2 separate regions of the Homo sapiens genome follow, and region 1 is linked to region 2. Evidence: chromatin loops called from intact Hi-C (ENCODE). Cell type or tissue: ovary. All regions are shown on one strand.

What was found. A loop is a pair of places that touch in the nucleus more often than their neighbours do. Peaks named below come from ENCODE experiments on the same cell type or tissue, not always from the same donor. Only the 100,000 strongest peaks of a DNase experiment are listed, where the experiment ranks them.
Region 1: it touches region 2 in a loop (2.6-fold over the local background); 2 of 110 quality-filtered maps call a loop at or near these places.

Annotation. Positions count from the first base shown.
Region 1 is chr4:11,410,703-11,418,702 of GRCh38, reverse strand. The region is part of intron 1 of HS3ST1 (heparan sulfate-glucosamine 3-sulfotransferase 1); the gene reads left to right. It also overlaps the pseudogene RNA5SP156. Among named protein-coding and RNA genes, the nearest start is that of HS3ST1, 14 kb to the left of the region's middle. In ovary, no CTCF peak of the experiment used is centred here; no DNase peak of the experiment used is centred here; H3K27ac peaks cover 1,968 bases.
Region 2 is chr4:11,291,672-11,299,671 of GRCh38, reverse strand. No RefSeq gene overlaps it. Among named protein-coding and RNA genes, the nearest start is that of MIR572, 73 kb to the left of the region's middle. In ovary, no CTCF peak of the experiment used is centred here; no DNase peak of the experiment used is centred here; H3K27ac peaks cover 1,207 bases.

The sequences.
Region 1 (8,000 bases), 120 kb before region 2:
GTATCCTGGCCTTCCTCCTGTCCCTAAGCCCCACCTGCCTGCACCATGGGAACTGATCCTTTCTGGGGTGATGAGTACATTGTTACCAGTCATTCTGTGATGCAGGATCATTCTTGGGGCCAGAGCTCCATTCGCCACGCAGTTTGAAATTCATGGTGGCTCTGGGTATGAGAGACTATTCCCTGATCCAAAAGGGAGTGTAGTATTTGAAGCATTTGATGACAGGGAAATGACTTTGCCTCATCGAACCTTTGTCGCCTTATCTGTCAAACAGAATTATATTTCCTTATGGACTTTTGTTGTGAGAATCACATTTCATAATGTATGCAAAGCACCCATTAGAGAGCCTGGTATGTAGTTAAGTGTCTATAATGCTGCACTTAATAGCAATGATTATTTTTCTTGCTGGTAAGCCTGATTTTGATTGAAAAGCAGATTACAAATGTCATCATAGATCTAGCTGCTTATTGCCTTCCAGTCCACCTCTGCCTTCTGGCCGATCCTCCCCTCCAGGTGGCTAAAGTGCCACAGTGTCCCAAAGCAGCCGATGTCATCACTCTGCTCTAAAGTAGGAGGGGAGCAAGGTGCAGAGGGGCTGAGAAGAGAGGGGCTCTCTTTTAATCACAGAGGAAAATCTTTCTCAAATGCCAGAATATTTTCCCCTTGTGTCCTCTTGGCCAAAAACTAGGTCACAGGCTCACAGGCAAAATCATTACAGAATAGGAAACTGAGGCACAAAGACATTTGAAGCAGTGAAAGAGGAAAATGAATCGAATATGGTAACTCTGAATTGATCCCTCTTGCCTTTGGGCAACAATTACACTTCTGTTTGTATATTACAATTGGAGATTGATCCTGCTCAGCTTCATCACTTGTCTTTTACTGCCGTCTTCAGCTAAAATACAAATCTGATATCTTTCTGGCTTCTGTTTTGTTTTTCCTTCCCAGCTCTGTCATTTTTACAGCCATTTGCAATCTGCAATATTTCTCTATGTTAATCTCTCTTGCTAACCTGAGAAATCTTTGTAAAACACGAATATAATTAGGTTATTGCCCAGTCCCATAATTCAGAATGTTCCATGGATTTCCATTACTCATAATATTAATGTTTAAGTGCAGGACTTTTAGATGCAAGAAGAGATCAAGTCCTAGCCACATCACTTCATCACAATATCACCTTGGGCAGGTGAATAATCTCTCTAAACTTCAGGTATTCTTCCATGATTTTTAATTATGTATTTTTCATACACTCATTTATTAACATTTAATTTAGTCTAATAGATGAAATTGTAAGAGGATGGGGACTTTGTCTAGAGCCGCCCCCACCAAAATCTGTCTCTAATCTGAACCAATGCCTGGCAGACAGTGGTCACCCAGGAAATAATTGTGGAGTGAAAAACCATGGAACATAACGCCCTCCATTTCATAGAATAGCCAGGATTAAATATGATAATGCATTTACTGATTATTTTAATTATAATGCATTTGATTAACTTAGAATGTTTAATACACATAGTGGGTGCTGGAAAGCTGGCTGTCCTTTCAGTTTTTGTTTTTTTAAATAATGAAAGTAGTACCAAAATTCAAGTTCTGCAGGATGGCTCTCACATTCTAATTTATTAAGCCTCATCATTAGCCACTCTCTGTTCTGTATACATACCTCATAATCTGACCTCAGGACCACCCTTTGTTCCCAGATAAATCAGGAATGTGAGCATTCACACCCCTACGCATACTGTTTCCTCTGCGTAGAACTTTTGTACGTTCTCCCTTTTCTTATCAGGTTCAGACTGTATCATTCTTTAAGAGCTGTCTAGCTCTGTCCCAATACACTGCTCCCTCTCCATAGTAAATCACTGCATGTGTGCCTTTTGCCTTGGATCACTCTCTTCCAGGCACTTGATGGGACATGCTTTCCTTCCTAGTTGGAGTTCAGCAGGGCCATGCAAAAGCAAGGGGAACTGATGTGTGGTCACCTGGCCTGAAGCTTTAAGAGCCAGCCCATGCTTTGTGTCAGATCTCCTCCCCACCAGCCTGGTGACTGGCACTACTCCGGAGAGTACCTGCTCCGTCTTTCTGCCTCTCTGAGAGACTCGAATGAGCAGTGTCCTGCCACCAACCCTCATGGGACAAACAGCCAAAGGGAGGAGGGACAGAGATGTAGGTGTTGATCTCAGCCTAACCTGGCATACCCTGAACGAGGCACCACCTCTTCAGTCCTCCTGGAGCTCTCCACATTGTGCAGGTGGCACTGTTGTCATTGCTCATTGACTTGGCTGCATCCCTCAGGAGACAGCTCCCAGAGAGCAGGACAGAACCACGGTCATGCCCCTTCATGCCCCTTCACACCTCTCGTGCCTAGTCCAGAGTATAAGTCCTTGATCCCTGAGTGAAATATGGATTTATGTGGTGAGGGGCGATGAAAGGAGGGGCATTTGGTCATGGTTGTTAGGAAGTGAAAGTACCACTATGATAAACAGAATTATCAGTCTTTGAGGGGAGGCAGATCTTTTCATTCGGATTGCCTGAGTTCAGATTGGCAGCTGTCCTTTGTCATCTCATGAAGGGTTTAAAGTGACCTGAGAAAATGTCCCCTGGGTAAGGTCAATGCTACCTGCACTCTGCCCTTCCCTGAACTCTCTCATGGGAGTTCTTATGTGCATCAGCCCTTCCCCAACCAGGAAGGCACCTGTTCTAGGAATGTTTTTACACTTCCAGGCGTACTGGAGCAGCCTGCTCCTGCCGGCTTCTCACCCCCACACAAGTCTCCTTAGCTGCACACATTTCCGCAGAAGCACTCTCTCTGCATTGTCATTGGGTCATTTGGTGACATAGACCAGTGGGCCCTATTCATTTAGACAAACCCATGTGTTTGGTTTAAGATTGTCATCACCTGCTCCTTTTTCTTGCTTTAGTTCTTAAGGTTCTCTGCTAAAGGCAGCACAAAGGCTAATTATCTTATGATAAGTTGTCCTTTAAAAACACTAGATTAAGAGCCACTTTAGGCTTTTTATTCTGCTTTTTCTTTGTCATCTGTCTCTGCACAGCTATCAATAGAGCAGCATTTTTCTGCTTTCACTGGAGAATGTTTCTTTCTTACTCATCAATTTTCAGAATGTTGTTTCTTTCTTTACTTATGACAACTATTTAAGCAGACAAAAATAGTTGTTAAACCTAAGTTATTACTAATATTTTTCTTTCACTTTTCTCTTCAAGTTAATATCATTGAGCTATTATTGATTGAGTGAATACTATTGAGCAATTATTTATTGTGAGTCTATCATATGTCAGGTGGGCTAAAATGTTTTTTCTATAATATTTTACTTAATTCCACCTAAGAAAACAAGCACTGGTCCCTTTCTTCAAGATAGGGAAATTAGGCCCAGAGTGAAAAATAGCTTCTTCAAGGGCATGTAACTAACCCAGAATGCAAACCCAAGATAATTTAAACATGATTGCTTTGATCTTTCTGCCCCATCCATTTATTTCTCTGTTTCCCTATTTACATACTTTAGCCTGGACATTAGTTCAAAGTGTTGAACTTTGTTTTTGTCCTCACCAGACCCCTGAACTTTCCTCAGGTGCCTTCTCCATGAAGCATATTCCAAATTTCCTCATCCCAACCTCCTTAATGTTGATGAAATAATGTCTATTCCACAGTTTCTTTCATCTCATTGGATTGGCAGTGTTTGTTTCCAAATCCATCTTTCCCCTTACACAGTGGGTTCCTTGGGATGGGACCTCATTTTCTTCTTACATTTCTGGGCTTGGTTACCTGTGACCTGAGCAAATGACATCTAACCCTCTTCAGTGTCTGAATTTGCTAATCTTACATTGTGGGGGTGAGGAAAGGGGATAATAATTGTAGAAAGAAATCCTGGATTCCAACTTAGTGACTCACAGTATTAAAATTCTCTCTATGAATCTAAGCATTTGAAGAAAAACTGTGAAAAACCAATCCAGAAATCTCAACACAATTTCCAAAGCTTATTTAACATGAGCTACTGTTCTTTGGCCAAGCCTACTCATCTTCCTTGGCATGTTGGACACTAACGAATCTGTTGGTTTAGATTTGATATCAATCTGGAATACAAAGCCAGGCCTGAGTGTTCACGCTAGCTGGTTGGGGAAGTAAATACGGTTGTTAAAGTAGAAAAGCAATGGGACTGACTTCACCAAGGAAGCCACAGTCAGTTTTATTCTTTAGACGCCTCTGAAAACTCATCTTTATGGTACCATGCTATGGGCTAGAACATTTCAGGACCTCTAGGCATAGCTTCCTTCATTAATGTGCTGATGACCTTGAGAAGGTTGTGAGAAGCAGGAAGTCTTGAAAACTCAGTTCATCATTGGAACAACCACACACGCGTGTATATGTATATATACACACACACACACACTCAAAGAGAGACACAACAATTATATGCCACAGGCCCCTCTTGAAAGGAGATGGAACCAGGACTTGATGAGTGAACCTTGCTGAGGTCCCATCAAATCTAATGAACATGACAGAATAAAGAGCAACATAGCAAAGGCTCTCTTGCCTGCAGCTATACCGCCCTGCAAGTGCCTGACTGCAGAAGCTAAGCATGGTCAGGCCTGGTTAGTACTTGGGATGGAAGACTGTCCAGGAAGATCCAGTGTTTTATGCTTTAAAAAAAAGAAAGGAAAGAAGCCTATCTCATGCATCCTCCTGCTAGTCCTTCATTTCTCCTGCCAATATCTTTGTTTTTCCTTCTTTCTCACTATGATTTAGAGGAAGGAATGCAGTTATTAACAGACAATAACTCATGTTCACATGGTTTTTTTTTCAATTTTGAAACACAAAGCAATCTATTTCTAATTGTAGCTCTGCTATCCTTCTTCTTATCTCATAAAGTATGAATAAGACCAAAATGGTTTTCATGTAGATCTCTCAGTCCATTATCGATGAGCCTCTGTGCTCTTCCCACAAGCATCCTGTCCTTAGCCCTCTCACAGCCCTAACCCTAAGGTGATCATGGCTGTTTTTGTTTTGTTTTGTACCTTCTCTCCTATTGTTCCCTCTCCACACCCTATACCCTGCATGGTCCCAAGTTGTTTGAGGGAAGAGACAGGGTGGGTGTCAACTGTGTCTCTAATTTCTTAGTGCCTGATGCACCGTACATTTATTTAGGCCTTGACTCTGAATTGTGGATACTCTCAAACCCTGATACTTTACAAAGTTTGCTTCTCCATTTGCTAAGGAAGAGGCGGAAGAGGCTGAGTGTCATATGTGGCACAAACCAGGAAACTAGACCCCTGTGGCAGTTCTCAGTCCTCGGCTCTTTTCCTAAGCAATTCTACTCACTCCCAATCGTCCATACCTCATTTAAGCAAGCAGAAGTCTTAGAGCAAACTGCCTTCCTCCAGCCTAGAAGGTGATTAAGCTGCCTGTTTGGTGTGGGGATAAGGGAAATCTTATCCCACCACATGCCCCAGGTTGGAAGGATTCTCTTCTAATGGTATGCTTTATTGTCACTGATAAACTTTTTATATAATACTTATCTTAGTTAATTAGGGCTACTATGACCAAGCACCATAGGCCTGATGGCTTATGAACAACAGAAACTGACTTCTCACAGTTCTGCAGGCTGGAAGTCTGAGGCCAGGATGCCAGCATGCTTGGGTTCTGGTGAGAGCCCTCTTCTGGGTTGCAGCCCCTGCTGAATTCTCCTTGTACCCCACATGGCAGAAAGAAAATAAGCCAGATTTCTGGCCTCTTCTTAGAAGGGCGCTAATACCATTCATGACGTCTTCACCCTCATGACCTACTTGCCTCCTAGGGGCCCCACCTCCAATACCATCATGATGGGGATTTGATTTTAACATATTAATTTTGTAAGGACACAAACATTCAGTCCGTAGGAGTATAATGCTTTCTTCTTTGCCTTGTTTCATTCTAGTAATGGTTAAGCATTCTTCATAGATTATTTCTCAGTCTAACTGATCCACCTCTCAATCAGGTCCTGGGTTCAATGAATATTCATTGAATGAGTGCTAAGTATGATCTGAGTGGAATCAGAGCAGCAAGTGCAGTTTGAGAGACCCTATCCAAGGAAACAGCCTCTTTTCCACTAAAGGCTGTATTCTTCCCCCTCCCCATCAAGGAGACCTCAGCAGCTTAGAAGTTTGATATATGGTGCTACTTTTAACCTATAAAATGTTAGATGCCCACATTGGTGACAAAACTTTGTGGTTAATTTTTAACAGTAATCACTTTGGCTAGGAATTTTGGATTCCGTGGCTCTTGGAAAATTCTCTTGAAATTCTGGATTCCAAGAGAGCCATGCATGATCAACCCGTATGTTTCTCAATCCTCTAAAGCATTCATGTTTTAGATTGATCTTATACTATCTTAGAATTTACGACCCAATCGTTTCACTCTGTAAACAAGGCTTAGAGTATCCCTGTGTCTTGCTGACCATCACATGGAAGTCAAGACAGAACCAGGGACTAGACCCCAGCTCCTATCTCCCAGTTCAGCACCCTATTTACCCTGGTGCTTTGGCCCTTTCGAGCAAAGAAGACTTTGTGGATATGCATCTTATGTGTCCGAATTATTGATTACCTGAATAGAAGCTTTATCAGCTATTGGGATATGGAAGTCTGACGGTTACAAAAACTGAAATTTGGTGGGAGTTTTCTATGCCAGCCCCACTCTTTAACAGTTCACACAGTCACACCTCCTTTGATCCCCATGACAATCCCATGAGGTTGGTGCTGTTACCATCCCCATATTTCAGATGGGAAAATTCATATAGAGATCACATGGCTTGCTCTTGGTCCTATGGAGCCAGTATGGGTGCAGCCAGGATTCAAACCCAGGCCCTTAATCACCAGCCTCCCGACTCCGAGCTCCTGTAATTCATCTTGATGATTCCTGAACTTCTCCTTCTGACATTACTTAAGTAATAATAAATAACATTTTAAAAATATAAAATGTAAATCATTTTGCATCAACATTCAGAAAGAACAGATGACCAGGCCACTGATGGATTAACTTGACATACACCAGTGCATTTAATCTGAAGATAGTGTAATTATAATAAGAGATAACAAGAGATTACAGAGGGGGCTGTGTGGTGTGCACGATCTAGGTGTTGTTTCTCTGGATAGATTACATGGCATTTAAATATTTCAAGATTAGCAAGATGATTAAACAGCACCTCCTGTTTAAAGTAAAGCTTGAGTTAGAGGCAAATGAGATACTAATTTACTTGTAGAACCTGAAGCATCAGTATAATGAAATATTCAACTTGAATGACACTTTAAAAACATTTCAAGTAAGGGACAGATGGAAATCACAGTGGTGTGTATATGTATGTGGGCCAGAGGAAAGAACCATGTACTATTGCTTTATTTAGTGCTATCATATGAAGTGCAACAGTTTTTTCAATATAAAATCAAAACCCACTAGGGCATACTACTCATATTATTTCTATGCCAGTTTTCCCCTTGAGCTCTTTCAGGCATGGATGCCGCTTTGTCATTGCTCTATCCCTGGTGTTTTTCATGGTGCCTGGCAATACTAAGCACTCTCTTAAATGTTTGTTTTCAAATGATCATGATAAACCAAGAGCACACATACCTAAAAAGAAAGATAGTAAAAAGTTCCTGGGCCAAAGCTGAACAAAAGTTTCCAAGTTACACCATTAACTTTTCTCAAGTCAGAGCCTGTACATAGTGAAGTGACACTGCTGAGATTTAAGTTCAGGACTATATGCTTCATCCCAATGCCAGGGCTATTTTTCCTCTACTTTTTTATTTATTTATTTATTTATTTATTTTTTGAGATGGAGTCTCGCTCTGTTGCCCAGGCTGGAGTGCCATGGTGTGATCTTGGCTCACTGCAAACTCTGCCTCCCAGGTTCAAGCAATTCTCCTGCCTCAGCCTCCTGAGTAGCTGGGATTACAGGCGTGTGCCACCACGCCTGGCTAATTTTTGTATTTTTAGTAGAGACAGGGTTTCACCATGTTTG
Region 2 (8,000 bases):
GGCTAAGGTACCTGTTTATGCATTTGTATTAGTCCATTCTCACACTGCTGATAAAGACATATCCAAGACTGGATAATTTATAAAGAAAAAGAGATGTAATGTGTTCGCAGTTCTACACGGCTGGGGAGGCCTTGTAATCATGGCAGAAGGCAAAAGGCACATCTTACATGGCTGCAGGGAAGAGAGAGAATGAGAACCAAGCGAAAGGGGTTTCCCTTTATCAAACCATTAGATCTTGTGAGGCTTATTCGCTGCCATGAGAGCAGTATGGGGAAAACCAAACCGCCCCCATGATTCAATTATCTCCCACCAGGTCCCTCCCACAACACGTGGGAATTATGGGAGCTACAGTTCAAGATGAAATTTGGGTGGGGACACAGCCAAACCATATCAGCCTTCCAGGAGCACACAGGTGAGCAGAGGGTATGGACATGCACAGACAAGTCCGGGAAAGTGAGTTTGATGTTCAGACCAGCAATTGTGTGGTGCCACGGTAGCACGTAGAAAAATGTGACTATTTCTATCCAGGGGCCTGAAAATCTTCCCTGAGGGACTGAGGCTTGAGCTGAGTTGTGAAAGAGGAGAGACTGTCACCAGGCAAACTTGAGGAAATGGCATAAACCTTGACTCGAGGACAAGGGCACATCCAGAACATTAAGGGAAGTGTAAGGGTCCATGATGTCTGAAGTGCCTTATTTTCCTGGGTCTTGACACATTAGAAGTGATAATTGTTCTATAATAGCACTTCTGTTGTGTTGGCTAAGGCAGAATCTTTGTGATAGTGAATTAAAAATGCAATTAGTAACAAACACAATTAGCTATTTTACATTGTGTTCACATATGCAAATTAAAAAGGAGACCATATAATTATGTAGAAAAAACAAAGGTTAATAAACAGCAGGTTGGGCTATCATTATCTGTATATTCCTGGGGAAAGGTAGTTCAGTGTCTGCATTAACAGGGTAAGAGAAAAGAAGGACTGCATGTCAGTTACTTGGCTGTGTGACTGGATCACGCTTGGCTTGGTCTGATTCCAAAGCTCATGTTTCTTCCTTTTCCCTCCACTTTGTGTTATTATTATTTGAGCTTTTGGTAATTTCAGGGTGTTGTAATTCCTGGATTTGAATACTAACATATGAAAATTTATTAATGGTTATTTTGGTTTCATGTAATTTAGCTAACAACATCCTTCAACAATATGACTGTCAACAGTCATAGAACAGTGTGTACAATTTAGATTATCTGATTTTCATAATCTTAGTTTTTAAAAATCTGCCAATTAATTCAAAGCACAAAACTGAGCCCACTAATCATTACTTTTCCAAATTAGAAATTACCAAAATTTACCATAGAGAAAACTGAGTAAATTATGCTGTATTACTATCATGGAGTAGTAAAGAGCAAATAAAAATATTGTATTTGAAGAATATTCAACACACCCCCCTCAAAAATAAGAGTTTGCTATGAATGCCTTTTTTGAATTTTTATATATCAGGCAAGTATTATTAATAGGAAATTTATTATTATTTTAACTGAGCAGATATAATAAAGACTTCATAAAAATTTTACTTTCCCTCCTATTTGAAATAAGGTCATTTTGCTTTAAGAACAAAGGACAATAAATAGTTCTAAATAATAATATGAATGCATGATTAATGATCCTCTCATTTATACATGTTAGGTGAATAAATGCAAGGATATCTGTAGCAAGAGTGGCAGTGCAGACGTGGGAATGAGCTCTGGAGCCAGCAATTACTCTGAGACACCTTTTATTTTCAGCTATGGTTTCTGCATTTACTTTTGTCACTTTCTATTTGCCCTTTGTGGTTCATCTTTTTTTACGCAGACTTGTGTGATGCCCCATCTGGTGTGATTCACCCCATTCTAATTATGCAGCACACATCCTGTCACTATGAACCAAAATTTTATCAGTTTTTATAATTAATCAGAGTCTTGCAGATAAAAGATGCAAATGCAACATTTTAAAAAGAGATGTTATTGCTGAAAGTAACTCACACAGGCCTGAATTCATTCGATACTCATGATGATTTGGGAGAGAGGGAGAATTCACATATTAACTATCTGGGTTTCCTGAAAGGCTGCTTGGCCCAAGGCAAGAACGGTAGCCTTAGAATCAGGTCACCGCAGTTCTGCCCTTTACTAGCAAGGAGACTTGGGCATGACACTTAACATTCCTGACTCTCAATTTTTCCGTCTTTATAATGAGAAATAATCCCTGGTCTTCCTCCCAGGTCTGTGAGCCTGGCACCTCCTACTTAACTGAGTCACTTTCCCCTTTTGATTCAAATGAATCATCAGTTTATTCAACAGCTATTATTAAGCACCTATGTATATGAGGCCCACGATTTGGAGACCTGGAGTCCAGTTATAGTTCTGTTACTGAATGAATAAGTCAGGCCTGAGATTTCATTGTCCTATGTTTCTACTTCTGTAATTAGCAAACATTTATATAACATTTATAAGGTATCAGCCACTATTCCAAGCACCTTATCAACATTGATTTAGAATCTCCAGTTTATGAATAAAAAGAAACTGAGGAAGAGGAAAATTCAGGAACCTGCCCAAAGTCACATGACTAGCACGTGTTGGAGCTGGGATTCAGAGTCTATGCATTTAACCATGGCACAATGCTGTCTCTGAGTGATATCAATATACCTTCCTTATTACCCCCAGTATGGGAGAGTAGAACGAGCACACTTTTCATAATGGAATACATCAGGTACTAATTAATTCCTGCCTGGATAATCCTTAGTTGTGTGACCTTGGTTAAGAAACAGACATTTTTGGTACGGGCGTGGTGGCTCACTCCTGTAATCCCAGCACTTTGGGAGGCTGAGGTGGGCGGATCACAAGGTGAGGAGTTCGAGACCAGCCTGGCCAAGATGGTGAAACCCTGTCTCTACTAAAAACAATGAAAAAAAATTAGCCAGGCGTGGTGGCAGGTGCTTGTAATCCCAACTACTCAGGTGGCTAAAGCAGGAGAATCGCTTGAAACCCGAAGGCAGAGGTTGCAGGGAGCCGAGATTGCGTCACTGCACTTCAGCTTGGGCAAAACAGAGAAATTCTGTCAAATAAAAAAAAGAAGGAAAGAAAGAAAGAGAGAAGGAGAGCGAGAAAAAGGAAGAAAGAAAGAAAGAAAAAGAAAAAGGAAAGGAGGGAGGAAGAAAGGAAAGAAGGAAGGAAGGAAGAAAAGAAGGAAGGAAGGAAAAGGAAGGAAGAAGGAAGGAAGGAAAGAAAGAAAAAGAAAGAAAGAAAGAAAGAAAGAAAGAAATGAAAGAAAGGGAAAGAGAGAGAGACATTCTCCATCCTCAAATTTCTCACCTATGAACTTGAAATGATACCTACCTCACTGAATTTCTAGGTAGATTAGAAAACATCCTATCTTTGTAAAGTACCTGCTACTGTAACCACATCCATGTTGGGCTACTTGAAAGCCAGGCTCGAGACGAGGATTGGTGGAAGGAAAAGCCGATTTATTCAGAGAACCAGCAAACCAAGAAGATGGTGAACCAGCATTCTAAAATACCATCTTCAGTCAGTGCAAAATTCAGGCTCTTTTAATGTTAAGGTCAGGGGGAAGAAAAGCGGGTTGGGATCAAGGGGTAACCAACAACCACAGATATCTGGATGGCAGTGAGAATCCAAGGAGGTTAGAAACTTCTTTGTCCTTGGTCAGGTCACAATGTTTCCATAAATCTTTAACAAATATGTTTGTTTACATACTTCCGTGTTAATCTCAGACTTAGTTTTAAAAACTACGTAATTGTTGTTTTTGCATAGTATCTCAGTTCTCAGTGCCCTAAAATTACTGCAGCCTACGTACAGGAAGGGGTAAAGGCCCCTTAAACAAAAATAGAGATAGTTATGTTCATTCCTTTGCTGTTTCCCTGTTACACTAGGGTATGTGAAACACAGAGAAGATTCAAATGCCTCTTCCCTTCCCCTTTCAGGAGATAGTGGAGATGGAGGAGAGATAGGAACATTTCAGGGGAAGGTCTGCAGCATTGCTAATAGTCACTGCATTATATTTTACACCTTCCACCTGCCAGACATTTGCATAGGCCAGCTCCAATTTCCGTGAGACAGCTCAGTAACATTTGTACATTTACCCCCATTTACAGCTCAGAAGATGGAAGCTCAGAGAGGTTCAATAACTCACTAAGGTCATAGAGAGTACCTGACAGAAGGATTTGTCCACAATGGTTCTTACGCTAAAGCCTCAACTCTTGCTGTTGTTCTGTTTTCTGTTAAATGCCGTGCTAATTGTGACCTAGCAAATCCATACACCTCCCGAGGCCAGGAACTGTATTTAATCATTTTTGTGTGTGGCTTCCATTCTAGACAGCATCATGAATGGGATAAATACAAAGATATTAATAGTTAAGTAAGTGAGTAGGCCGAGTGCGATGGCTCATGCCTATAATCTCAACACTTTGGGAGGCTGAGGAGGGCAGATCACATGAGGTTAGGAGTTCAAGATCAGCCTGGTCAACATGGTAAAACCCTGTCTTTACTAAAAATACCAAAATTAGCTGGGGACATGACTGTAGTCCCAACTACTTGAGAGGCTGAGGCATGAGAATCACTTGAACCTAAAAGGCAGAGGTTATAGTGAGCCGAGATCTTGCCACTGCACTCCAGCCTGGGCAACACAGCAAGACTCTGCCTCAAAATAATAAAGAAATAAAATAAATAATAAAGTGTGTAAGTAAACACATCAAAGATGCTGAGTGTGCCAGCTTTAGATTCTGCTTGGTTTCTCAGGTGAGTAGAGGGCAGGGCCCTGAGCTGACCATAAACCTTTGTTGGGCCATCTTTAATGGGTGTGACTTCCACACCAGAATGACAAGCACCACCAACTGCAATCTAGAATCCACCTGATACAGCAAATGAGGGAGGAGGAGAGGACCTCTCTGGCTCCCAGCAAAGCTGAAGCCCCACCACATTCATGTTGCCCCTAAGCTCCGGGCTGTCAGATCCTCCAGGGAAGTGATAAAATAGGAAACTTCCAACTCTCCTCACCGCAACACCCCAACACCTACTTTTTAATATTCAGGGCCTCTGGCCTCCCACCAGATCAATACAGCGTGATCTCTCACAGAAAATCACTTCAAAATGATGCCCCACTGGCAAGGTAAGCAGCTGATCAGATTCTTTGAAGATCAATGGCTGTACCCTCGGGAAAGCAGGACGCCTTGTTTTCTTACTGCAATTTGAAGATTGTACTTCCCCTTGCAAGGAGGGTACCTTTGAATGCGTAAGTAGGTGGCTTTTGATCTGGGTCTTGAAAAGGAAGAACTTTGCAAGGGAAGGCAAAATAGGCTGGGAATTGCAAGAAGAAGGAACACCATGTGCAAAAACACGCAGGTGAGAGCCTGAGCACTGAGAACAAAACTGGATTTACTGAACATATACTTTGTGCCAGATGCTATGCAGGGAGGTTTACATAATGCTAGAAGGTAACTACCTTTATCCACATTTTATAGAAGAAAAAATCTGAACCCTAGAGAGTAATGTTAAACAACTTGCCTGAGATGACTTATCTCTGCGTTGACAGAGTACTTGCATACTGGGTTAGCTGATTCATAGTGTGCTCTTTCCAGAAAGACAAGCAAAATACAGAGGCTGGCCTTTTAGCTCTCAAGTTCTGCTCTCAGACACTTCTTTATGGCAGGGCATTTTTGCTTGTTTCTTTGTTTGCTTTTTAAGTGACAGTTTTACAACTTGGTAAGTGGTGTGGTCTGCAGTTACAGGTTACAGGGGATTTGGAAAGATTTATTTATTTATTCATTTATTTACTATATTTTTAATTTTTGTAGAGACAGGGTTTCTGTACATTGTCCAAGCTGGTCTTGAACTCTTGGGCTCAAGTGATCCTCCTGCCTCAGCCTCCCAAAGTGCTAGGATTACAGATGTGAGCCACTGGGCCCAGCTAATTTAAAAATATTTTACTTAGTAGGAGAAGTAGTAGTGCCTATGTTCTGTTTGCAGTCCTTGGAGAAGCTGGCTGCTTTTATGAGGATAGGAGGAGACAATTTCAGATGTTGAGATGGAATCTTAGTAGGAAACACCATACTATCTAATAAGATATCTGCCTCTGAGTGTGAACTATTATCTCCATCCAATAGGACATTATTTTTTCATTTATTTATTTATTTATTTATTTATTTATTTATTTATTTATTTATTTATTTTGAGACGGAGCCTCACTTAGCCATCCAGGCTGGAGTGCAGTGGTGTGATCTCAGCTCACTGCAACCACCGTCTCCCGGGTTCAAGCAATTCTCCCGTCTCGGTCTCCAGAGTAGATGGGATTACAGGCACCCGCCATCATGTCCGGCTAATTTCTATATTTTAGTAGAGATGGGGTTTCACCATGTTGGCCAGGCTGGTCTTGAACTCCTGAACTCAGTTGATCTGCCCACCTGGGACTCCCAAAGTGATAGGATTACAGGCATGAGCCACTGTGCCCAGCCCATTTATTCATTCTTTACTCCTCAAATAAGCATGTAGGCCAGGCACAGGGGCTCACACCTGTAATCCCAGCACTTTGGGAGCCGAGGCAGGTGAATCACTTGAGGTCAGGAGTTTGAGACCAGCCTGGCTAACACAGCAAAACCTGTCTCTACTAAAAATACAAAAATTACAAAAAAAAAAAAAACAAAACAAAAAAACCCTGTAATCCCAGCTACTCAGGAGGCTGAGGCAGGAGAGTCACTTGAATCCCAGTGGTGGAGGTTGCAGTGAGCCTATTGCACTCCAGCCTGGGCAACAGAGCAAGACTCCATCACATAGACACACAAAAAAGGCTTGTAATCCTCAGCACCAAATATGGTGCTAGTCACTGGGCACTTAACTGACAAATGACCCTCTGTCAATGACCTAAGAGGACTTATTCTCAAGAGTTTAGCACAGCATGCAGGAAAATGAGTCCATGAATATGAGAACACCTGAGAGTGCCAGAGAAAGAAGTAAGTGATGCTTCCCTGGGTATGGTTTCAGCAAAGAGGAGCCCACAGTGTTCCAGAAAGTTTTCGGAGGGAGAGATGGACTGCTTGCCATCTGGCTTCAGAGATGGGACAAGGCCCGGGCAGCAGCCTGAGGACCTGGGAGTACATCAAAAGCTGGGAATGGTGGCTCCAGCCTGGGCACTTGAAAAATGAAAGGTCACCCAGAGTGTGTGTCCAGGCTCAGAGGCCACCTTGGGCTTTCTGGTTTTGAAAAAATTGGCTTCTTCTGAGCAATAAAGTTCAGGCTTGTCAGTAATAATCCATCTTCTAAGGCATTGGTTCTGGTTAGGATTTAAGGACTCAAACAGATGTTATATAATGTGGCTCCTCAAAATCAGTTCCAGTTTATTTAAAAATATTTTTTATTAAGTGCATACCCTTGCACGCAGGAGGCCTTTTCTAAATGCCACCCTGCATGATACAGACTCGGCTCTCTTCTCCAAGTTCTTGCCTCAGTCTCTTCAACCTCCTTTCTTTGCTTCTGATTTTCTCTCTCTCTCTCTCTCCTTGCCACCACAGTCTATCTGTCACTCAAACACACACACACACACACACACACACACACACTTATTTTCAAATCCGATTTTCTCTGCCTTTTTGTTTCTCTCTTACTCCCTCTGCCCCTCATAACTTTTTCTTCATCAGTCTAATCCTAAAATCAGTTTGCTAGGCCTATTAGGATCCCTGTGCCAGGCAATGGTCGTAGCACAGTAGAAACACTCCTTTGCATGTGCACAGGGCTTTACAGTTTATGAGGGAATTTTCACTTTTGCATCAGTTTTCTCCATTAATTCTTGCTGCAGCCCTGGAAGGGAGGGATTCAGCCCTTTTTCAATTCAATCTGTGCTTAGGGAGTCCACCAACCACATTTCTTGAGGCTGCTGTCAGCATGGATACGCCTAGTGAGTTAGACATAGTCTCCTCTCTTTAGGATGCCTTACCAACCATCTAGAAACTTGGGAAAATCCA